2 separate regions of the Homo sapiens genome follow, and region 2 is linked to region 1. The links are chromatin loops, found by intact Hi-C in ENCODE. Cell type or tissue: PC-3. All regions are shown on one strand. Each heading gives the region's core, and the rest is flanking DNA. Links, peaks and the distances in the headings are about the cores only. Region 1 has its middle 48 kb from the start of LINC01429. Region 2 overlaps LINC01429 (long intergenic non-protein coding RNA 1429).

Region 1 (5,378 bases), core at 121-5,120:
TTTTTTTTTTTTTTTTTTTAGACTTGAGTCTCACTCTATCGCCCAGGCTGGAGTGCAATGGCGTGATCTCGGCTCACTGCAATCTCTGCCTCCTGTGTTCAAGCGATTCTCCCACCTCAGCCTCCCGAATAGCTGGGATTACAGGTGCGTGCCACCACGCCCAGTTATTTTTTGTATTGTTAGTAGAGACAGGGTTTCACCATGTTGTCCAGGCTGGTCTTGAACTCCTGACCTCAAGTGATCTGCCCACCTTGGCCTCCCAAAGTGCTGAGATTACAGGCATGAGCCACCTCACCCCAATGAAGGTGATTTGAAGGAAGGACAGAGCAAGGGAGGAGAGGGGCATGGAATATGGGGGAATTGCCCCAGACCGAGGGCACAGCCAGTGCCAAGGTCCAAAGGCAGAGCCTCCTGGGGGACTCGTGGAGCAGTAAGGAGGCTGGTGTGGCTGGAGGAGCCAGCCAGGGGGGAGAAAGTAGGGTAGCTGTGGTCAGGAGTCAAGGGAGGCAGAGATTGTGGGGATTCGGGCGTCAGCTGAGACTGCACGTGAGCTATGTAGTCCAGCCTGCACTTCCGTGGCATCACTCAGCCTGCTGTGTGAAGAACAGGGCATGGGGCAGGAGGCAGCTGGGGAGTTAGCACCACGTCCCGATTTGGACCACGATGGGAGCAGTGGGGATGGAGAGAAGGGTCTGATTCCGAATCCGTTTTAACGATGAAGATGGATGGCTGGGTTGGATGGGAAAGCAGAGAAATCGAAAAGTCAAAGAAATCTCCTGTTTTTTTGTTTATTTGTTTGTCCGTTGTTTTGCCAGTGGTGGGATAGAGTTGCCAGGAGCCAAGCAGGTGAATCCTGTAAGAATGCAGATTTGAGGTTGACCAGGAGTTTGGTGGGGGTTTTTTGTTTGTTTGTTTTGAAATGGAGTCTCTTCTGTCACCCAGACTGGAGTGCAGTGGTGCAATCTCAGCTCACTGCCACCTCCGCCTCCTGGGTTCAAGCAATTCTTCTGCCTCAGCTGCTGAGTAGCTGGGACTCCAGGCACGCGCCACCACAGCCAGCTTGCTTATTTATTTATTTGTTTATTTATTTATTTATTTAGACAGAGTTTTGCTCTGTCGCCCAGGCTGGAGTTCAATGGCACGATCTCAGTTCACTGCAACCTCTGCCTCCGGGGTTCAAGCGATTCTGCTGCCTCAGCCTCCTGAGTAGCTGGGATTACAGGTGCCTGCCACTATGCCCGGCTAATTTGTGTATTCTTAGTAGAGACGGGGTTTCACCATGTTAGTCAGGCTGGTCTTGAACTCCTGACTGCATGTGATCCGCCCGCCTCGGCCTCCCAAGCGCTGGGATTATAGGCATGAGACACTGCACCTGGCCTTATTATTTATTTTCTAATACATTGTTAGGAAAGACAGTCAGACTTTAAGAAAATGGATCAACTCAGGAGAAAACGAAGGGAAGAGCTGAGAGACTAAGCCTGGGGTAAGAGGCTAGTGAGATGGCAGGAGAAGGGCAAGGAGCTGAGACTGGACCTCCCGTCCTTCTTTTCTCTTGCTCCCAACCTCACTCTTCCTGCTTTCCTTGGTCTCCCCAGCATCACCTGCCACCCCGTTCATTTCCATGGCCAAACCACCCCTGGGGAAAAAACACAGGAACACAAGCTCTGCCTCACAGCCATAATACAATAAAAAGCTAAAACAACCACAGCTCCCATTTATTGAGAATTCTCCTGGAAGTACAATATACACACACCCACACATCTATATATAAATACACACACACACATATCTATATATAAACACACACACACAATTACATGTGCAATATATACATATGCAACATGTGTACACGCGTATGTATACACACATGTATACCCTTAAAACAACCCTATGAGGTGGGGACTATTATTAGCCCCATTTTAGAAATGAGGACATCAGGTACAGAAATGTTAAGGAACTTGCCCAAGGCCAAGGTGGAGGAGGCCTGGGTTTAGACCCAGACAATCATATTCTAGATTCTACCTGCTTAACCATGATGCGATATGTTGGAAGGGTTTTAGATGGGTGAGGAACATCCTTAGAAAGCATTCTAAACAAGTGCCCATTTGATTTAGGGTATTTATGCATCTGGGACTATCTCAAGCCATAAGTTCTTCTGATTTCATAGTTTTTCAAATACCAAAAAACACTGTACCAACAAAAATGTTGGTATTGTAGTTTTCAAAGAATAGTGCCTTATTAAAAGGGATATTAAAATCTCAAAAAGTAGCTTTGCAGTGAGTAATGGCTAATGACAAATAAATTTTAAAAGGAAATGAGGGTGGCTGTTTGAGTAAATACAGTCCTAGACAAGGGGTGTGTCGAGAGCAGGATTGGAATTCCACAGAAGTCTTTTCAGCGTGGCTGTACAAGAAAAGGAGTCCTTAGCCTGCTATTTTATGTTTGATCATGTCCTCTTGTTAATAAACTTGCTGTGCTCCTATTTGGCAAGCTCCTGGCTATGCTGTAAAAAGGCATTGTCCCCAGAACGTATTTAAATTTCAAATGCATGCCCAATAAAACCGAGCCCAGCGCTGGTTAAATTCTCTGCATAACTCAAGGGGTTATTTCATTTCACTCCTGCTCTTAGGAGTTCTGCAATTGGGTTTTGTCCACCAGCCCCTGCCCCCAAGCCTGTCTTTCTTTCTCTCTGCAATCTGCTAGCGGCAATTAGCCTCAAAGATATACCTTTGTGCTCTGGTTTGGTTTAAAAAGGCATTAATCTTGGTTATAGGGAGAACACTCTATGCTAATGTGTGTTTTATTTTCAGCAAGTCTTATTGATCTGCACTTTCAATTCTTCCTTATTAATGTCCAGCAGCCCAACTTTTAAAGGGTCAAATTTCAAAGAGACTACATCCTCTCCTTGGGAAGTACTCCCCCCTCATATTTCTGGAAATGCAAGTAGAGTATCTGGCCCCTAATCTATATGCATGGATTGAGTCATAGAAGGCTAGAGGGTGCTGGTTCCGGCCCTGGAAGCTAAGGATATCCAAAGGAGAATTTCTAAAAGTCGTCACTGAACTTTTATAGAACGCTAAGAAAAAAAAGAAAACAGAAAATCACCTCTGAATTTGCAAATCTCTCTCTTTTGTTTTGGGACTATCTAAATGTAACTTTTCAATAGTTGCCTACCCCAAATGGTTTTCTCCTGCTATTTGTGGAAATTCCAAAGTTAGCCATTAGTCATTGGTGGCTATTGTTAATGACAGTAATATAAACTGAAGAGGAAAAAGATGATTCCAACCTCTAAACTTAAATTTTTAAAATACATTTCTTGTTTTGGAGTAATTTTAATTTCACCAAAAAGTTACAAAGACATTGTATTAAGAGTTCACACATACTCTCTACTCAATTTCCCCAGATTTTGACATCTTACATACCACGGTAACTGAGAAATGAACATTAGTAAAATACCGTTAACTGACCTCTAGACTTTATTTGGATTTTACTGATTTTTCCACTAATGTCTTGTTCCTGTTCTAGGATCTAAGATGCCACATTGCATTTTTAGTGGTTTCCTTTTTTCAAATCTTATTTTGGTTTTATTTCCGTTGACCTCCCCAGGATACCCCTCCCTCCTTCCCTCCTTTTTTTGGCCATTCAATAAAAAATCACAGAAACGTCGGCCGGGCACAGTGGCTCATGCCTGTAATCCCAGCACTTTGGGAAGCCAAGGCAGGTGGATTGCTTGAGGCCAGGAGTTCGAGACAAGCCTGGCCAACATGGCAAAACCCCGTCTCTACTAAAAATACAAAAATTAACTGGGTGTGGTGGTGCATGCCTGTAATCCCAGCTACTCGGGAGGTTGAGGCACAAGAATCACTTGAACCTGGGAGGCAGAGGTTGCAGTGAGCCGAGAATTGCACTACTGCACTCCAACCTGGGCAACAGAGTGAAACTCTGTCTCCAAAAAAAAAAAAAAGTCTCTTAAATAAAACCTTATTGTAAATTAATACGTATGTATTCTATAAGATGTTGGACAAGGTAAGTAAACAATAAAAATCACTCAATGATGGCTCACGCCTGTAATCCCAGCACTTTGGGATGCTGAGTCGGGTGGATGGCCCGAGGTCAGGAGTTCGAGACCAGCCTGGCCAACATAGTGAAACCCCATGACTACTAAAAATACAAAAAATTAGCTGGGCATGGTGGCACATTCCTGTAATCCCAGCTACTTGGGAGGCTGAGGCAGGAGAATCACTTGAACCCGGGAGGCAGAGATTGTAGTGAGCCCAGACTGCGCCATTGCACTGGAGCCTGGGCAACAAGAACAAAATTCTGTCTCAAAAAAAAAAAAAAAAAAAAAATCAGTCAGAATCTTATCCAAAAATGACAAGTATTATCTTTCTTTTCTTTTTTCTTTTTCTTTTTTTTTTTTTGAGACGGAGTCTCGCTCTGTCGCCCAGGCTGGAGTGCAGTGGCGCGATCTCGGCTCACTGCAAGCTCCACCTCCCGGGTTCATGCATTCTGCTGCCTCAGCCTCCCGAGTAGCTGGGACCACAGGCGCCCGCCACCACGCCTGGCTAATTTTTTTGTATTTTTTTAGTAGAGACAGGGTTTCACCATGTTAGCCAGGATGGTCTGGATCTCCTGACCTCATGATCTGCCTGCCTTGGCCTCCCAAAGTGCTGGGATTACAGGCATGAGCCACTGCGCCCAGCCACCAGTATTATCTTTCTATCCAATTTCCTATGTATAAAAGTAGCTATCCATCCTTCCAATTTCCTATGCATAAGAAAGACATGTGCATGTCTTTTACAAAAATGGCATCTTTTTTTTTTTTTTGAGTCTGAGTTTCACTCTTGTTGCCCAGTCTGGAGTGCAATGGCACGATTTCCCAATCTGAAGTACAACGGCTGCAACCTCCGCCTCCCGGGTTCAAGCAATTCTCCTGCCTCAGCCTCCTGTGTAGCTGGGATTACAGACATGCACCACCACACCCAGCTAATTTTTGTATTTTTAGTAGAGACAAAATTTCTCCATGTTGATCAGGCTGGTCTCGAACTCCTGACCTCAGGCGATCCACCTGCCTCAGCCTCCCAAAGTGCTGGGATTACAGGTGTAAGCCACTGTACCCGGGCATGGCATCATTTTTAATATATGTTTGGAAATTGGGTTTTTATCATATTAAAATATATATAACATAAATTTTAGCATTTCAACCATTTTAAAGTGTACAGTTTACTGGCATTAAATACATTCACAGTGTTATGCGTTGGTAACTGATTTTTAAAATTATTTCATAATCTTTTAATATCCCTGTTTTTCTGCACTTGCTAGATTATAAACTCTATAACAGTAGGACTTTTTTTTTTTTTTTTTTTTTTTTTTGAGAT
Region 2 (5,378 bases), core at 176-5,175, 51 kb after region 1:
TTGTTGCCCAGGCTGGAGTGCAATGGCGTGATCTCAGCTCACCACAACCTCTGCCTCCCGAGTTCAATCGATTCTCCTACCTCAGCCTCCAGCTAATTTTGTATTTTTAGTAGAGACGGGGTTTCTCCATGTTGGTCAGGGGTCAGGCTGGTCTCAAACTCCCGACCTCAGGTGATCCGCCCACCTCAGCCTCCCAAAGTGCTGGGATTACAGGCATGAGCCACCGCCCCTGGCCAGGCCAAGATTTTTTAAATGGCAGCTCCCTGGAGGCTGAGGAAAAAGGGAGAGGGGAGCCACAGCTCATACTTAAAATGGTTCTCGCAATCGTACTGTAGCCGAAGGGAATTCTGAGTCACTTTCTCTGGTCTGTTCCTGCAGCCCCCAGCCCTGCTGCACCAGCCTCAGAAGGGAAGGCTGGAATTCCTTTCTGGGAGGGCTTTCCTTTGCAAACCCTGTGAATCTGAGGAGCCCTGTTTTCTCTGTAAATAGAGCAAGTGTCCCCACTGTGACCTAGCAACATCCTCCCAATGCACATGGTGTCTGACGCAAAATGGAGGAGAAGGAGTTGGCAGAAAGAAGGGAAGAAAAGGTGGGAAGAAGCCTAGAGAAGAATATTTAGGTTTGAAGAGTGTGATTTACTGTTACCTTGAACCCAAATTATTTTGTTTGTTTGTTTGTTTGTTTGGGGCATTTGCCAAATGTGTAGTCTCACCGTGTAACTGACTGTGTGGATGAAGCCATGTTCATCCACTGAGCTCTGAGCCATCAGGAGCCCTGGGAGGTGAGTGCGTCTCACATATCATCTTAAATCACCAGGGCTAGACCAGAAACTAAACACTTCCCCAGGTTTTCTCTCACTATTTCCTTCAGGATCAGATGCTGCCTACAGCCAGAGACCTAATGCTGTCTTTCCAGCTAAACTGGGATCTCCATGAAGTCGGGATATATCTTATTTGTTTTTATAATCTCAACAATCTGGCATAGAGTACCAGGCAAAGAAGGAATGAATGAGTGAGTGTGTAGATAAATGGACAGATGGAGGGATAGATGGAGGGATGGATGGAAGGATGGGTGGGTGGGTGGGTGGATGCATAGATGGATGGATGGATGGATGGATAAATGTTGGAAGGAAGGAAAGAAAAGAAGGAAGAATGGACAGATAGGTGAATAAATGATAGAAGGAAGGAAGAAAGGAAGGGTGAAGGAATGGATGGATAGGTGGGTGGATGGATGGATAGATAGAGGGATGGTGAATACGTGGATGGACAGATGAATGCATGGATGATAGACAATAATAGTGAATAGTTTTGAGCTCTTATTATGTTCCAGGCAATTTACACAGATAATTTCATTTAATTTTCCTCCATGACTTTCAACATATGCAAAATAAACTTCAGGAAGGTGAAATCACGTACCTGAAATGGCACGAAAGTCGATTAGACTCCTGAGTGAGTGTTCTAAACTATTATACCCTAATGCTGAATAAATGAATGAATACATGAAGAAATGACTTATCTGTATATAAATTTTGCTCCAAGGATATACAAAAGCTAGGCCAGGCATGGCATGGTGGCTCATGCCTGTAATCCCAGCACTTTGGGAGGCCAAGGCAGGTGGATCACATGAAGTCAGGAGTTCGAGACCAGCCTGACCAACATGATGAAACCCTGTTTCTACTAAAAATACAAAATTAGCAGGGCGTGGTGGTGCATTCCTGTAATCCCAGCTACTTGGGAGGCTAAGACAGGAGAATCACTTGAACTCGGGAGGTGGAGGTTGCAGTGAGCCAAGATCATGCCATTGTACTCCAGCCTGGGCAACAGAGCAAGACTGTCTCCAAAAAAAAAAAAAAAAAAAGTTAATTCTGCTCACTTCTCTCTAAAGTGACAGGCCAAGGTTTAAGAAAATCTGTATATTTGGATTTTCTGCCAGTTATAAGTGAATATTATGTGGTGAAGTGGCACATTCACAGGGGAAGGACACTTCCAGAAGGCTAATTCTGAGAAGATTCTGGGCTTTTCCCACTCACCCAACCTGATAATTAATAGGAGCCAGGAAGAAGCCCCTGAATTTCTAAGTGCCGATTCCCGCTGTACCAGCACTCCAAACATCTGAAGGAAAAACAGTTTGTTAATTGCTGTCTAGACAGTTTATTGCGGCAATAAGATCAAAACCAAGAATCCTGAGGTTTGTGGTATGAATCATGCAGACTAAACAATTGTTTTATTGCATTTACAGAGAACTTGATTTATAACTGCACTGGGTAATAAAATTCCTTCATGGTTTATCCGAAATAATTTTGCTTCTTTTACACCACTCTGTGATAATCCCACCTCTCTGGGCTGTTAAAATGTGTTCTCTGTGACATCCAAACAGTTTCTTATCAGGTATCTTGCTGTCATCAAGTAACACATGAGGGCCAGGGTTCAATCCATCCTGGCAGAGCCCTGGTGGAGGGTGGTGGCCTGGCTGGGGTGGCCTTTGTAACCCTGCTGTCATGGCTGCATCTGCTCAAACCAACAGGCGAGTAAGAGTAGGCAGCTCCTGGGCTGGGCAGCCTGTCTGCTTTGTTGGCAAAGGCCTGGTGTGATGGCTTCCTCTTTACGCCACTGACTGGATTTTGGATGAATTGGACAAAGCTGGCCAGTTCTTTGGTGCCTCTGAGACCCCAGGACCAACATCTTTCTTGTGTGCAAACATACCTGTACACTGACAGCCTGTGGAATAGAGAAGGAAGGAACAAGCCCACATGCATACACGCATCACTTCCCTCCATCCCTGCAGCTGTCCAGGGAAATGGGGCTGCCCAACACAAAACATCGGGAAAAGCTCAGGAAGTCTAAGCTCAGGCTTGCTTAAGGCCAAATGTCAGGAAGTCTCAGTTCTTCAGGCTCCAAGTCCAGTGCTCTTTGGCACCAGAAGTGACTTAAAAGATCAGCATCAGATAAATTGCAGTATCTCTCCTAAACGAGATCTGCCTGTTTTGCTCTTCCCTTTTCACCCCTGCACTGGCTGCAGCAAACTCCATGATGAAGGGCAGCAAACTCCCAACCCCTGGAATCAAACGTGAAATTTAAAAATTGACATGAAGCTGGGCGCGGTGGCTCACGCCTGTAATCCCAGCACTTTGGGAGGCCGAGGCGGGCAGATCACCTAAGGTCGGGAGTTCGAGACCAGCCTGACCAACATGGAGAAACCCTGTCTCTACTAAAAATACAAAATTAGCTGGGCGTGGTGGCGCACGCCTGTAATCCCAGCTACTCGGGAGGCTGAGGCAGGAAAATCGCTTGAACCCGGGAGGCGGAGGTTGTGGTGAGCCGAGATTGCACCACTGCACTCCAGCCTGGGCAACAAGTGTGAAACTCTGTCTCAAAAAAAAGAAAAAAGAAAAAAAATTGACATGAAATTCACATAACATAAAATTAACCATTTTAAAGTGACCAATTCAGGAGCAGTTGGTATATTCACAGTATTGCGTTATCACCACCTCTGTCCAGCACCGAAACATTTTCATCACCCCAAGTGGAAACCGTGTAGCCAGTAGGCAGTCGCTCCCCAGTTCTACCCTAGCCCCCAGGACCTGGCAACCGCCAATCGGCATCTCGCCATGGCCTTACCTATTCTGGTTAAAGTGAACAGATTCAGATTCCTATTTCTTATCAACAAAATCAAATGTGGCTTTTTGTGTCTGGCTTCTTTTACTTACTGTAATGTTTTCAAGGCTCATCCACATTGTAGCACGTATCAGTATCTCATTCCATTTTATGGCTGAATAATTGTCTGTGGTACAACAGAACTTATACAGTACTTCATCTCATTTCTGCACTCACCAGTTGATGGACATTTGGGATATTTACACCTTTTGGCTATTGTGTATAGTGCTACTCTGAACACGTATGTACGTGTATTTGAATGCCTGTTTTCTTATTTTTTGTTTTTTTGTTTTGTTTTGTTTTGTTTTGTTTTGTTTTTTTGAGATGGAGTCTTGCTGTATCACCCAGGCTGGAGTGCAGTAGCATGATCTCGATCTCGGCTCACTATAACCACTGCCTCCTGGGTTCAAGTGATTCTCCTGCCTCAGCCTCCTGAGTAGCTGGGACTAGAGGTGCGTACCACCAAGCCAGGCTAATTTTTGTATTTTTAGTACAGACGGGGTTTCACCGTGTTCGCCAGGATGATCTCAATCTTCTGACCTCGTGATCCACCTGCCTTGACCTCCCAAAGTGCTGGGATTATAGGCATGAGCCACCGCGCCTGGCCTGTTTGTTTGTTTTTGAGATGGAGTCTCACTGTCGCACAGGCAAGAGTGCAGTGGAGCAATCTTGGCTCACTGCAACCTCCGCCTCCCGGGTTCAATCTATTCTCCTGCCTCAGCCTCCTGAGTAGCTGGGATTACAGGCGTGTGCCATCATGCCTGGCTAATTTTTGTAGTTTTAGTAGAGATGGGGTTTTGCCATGTTGGCCAGACTGGTCTCGAACTCCTGACCTCAGGTAATCCAACCACCTTGGCCTCCCAAAGTGCTGGGATTACAGGCATGAGCCACCATACCCAACCTGGGTTTTTGTGTTCTGTTTGGTTTTGTTGATAATAACCATCCTAGTGGATGTGAAATGATGCCTTGTGATTTTGAAGTGCATTCTCTAGTGACTAATGATGCTGAGCATCTTGTCATGTGCTTTCTGGCCTTTTGTACATCTTCTTTGGAAGAAAATATCTATTCAAGTCCTTTGCCCATATTTTGACTGAGTTGTTTGTCTTGTTGTTGCTTTGCAAGAATGCCTTACAAATTTTAGATCCCAGGCTGGGAGTGGTGGCTCACACCTGTAATCCCAGCACTTTGGGAGGCCGAAGTGGTTGGATCACCTGAGATCAGGAGTTCAAGACCAGCCTGGCCAACATAGTGAAACACCATCTCTACTAAAAACACAAAAATTAGCCAGGCGTGGTGGCTACAAAAAAAATTTAGATCCCAGACCCTTATCAGATTTATGATTGATTTGCGAATATTTTCTCCCATTCTGTGAGTTGTCTTTTTCCTTCCTTGATAATGTCCTTTGATGTACAAAAGTTTTTAAATTTAATGAAGTCCCGGCCGGGTGTGGTGGCTCACTTCTGTAATCCCAGCACTTTGGGAGGCCAAGGTGGGACAATCACTTGAGGTCAGGAGTTTGAGACCACCCTGGCCAACATGGTGAAACCGGGTGTGGTGGTGCACAGCTGTATTCTCAGCTACTTGGGAGGCTGAGGCAGGAGAATTGCTTGAACCTGGGGAACAGAGGTTGTAGTGAGCCGAGACAGCAGTAAGACTCTGCCTCAAAAAAAAAAAAGAAAAGAAATTAATGAAGTCCAATTTATTTCCTTTTGTTCCTTGTGCTTT

The links. Peaks named below come from ENCODE experiments on the same cell type or tissue, not always from the same donor. Only the 100,000 strongest peaks of a DNase experiment are listed, where the experiment ranks them.
Region 2: a loop joins it to region 1, with 6 times the contacts of the local background. A loop is called at or near these places in 3 of 110 quality-filtered maps.

What each region holds. Positions count from the first base shown.
Region 1 is chr20:51,907,988-51,913,365 of GRCh38, reverse strand. No RefSeq gene overlaps it. Among named protein-coding and RNA genes, the nearest start is that of LINC01429, 48 kb to the right of the region's middle. In PC-3, for the core only: no CTCF peak of the experiment used is centred there; DNase peaks (open chromatin) are centred at 2,415 and 2,955; H3K4me3 peaks cover 1,820 bases; H3K27ac peaks cover 2,062 bases.
Region 2 is chr20:51,857,315-51,862,692 of GRCh38, reverse strand. The region is part of intron 1 of LINC01429 (long intergenic non-protein coding RNA 1429); the gene reads left to right. Among named protein-coding and RNA genes, the nearest start is that of LINC01429, 2.9 kb to the left of the region's middle. RefSeq lists an enhancer at 1-291. In PC-3, for the core only: no CTCF peak of the experiment used is centred there; a DNase peak (open chromatin) is centred at 2,182; H3K27me3 peaks cover 301 bases.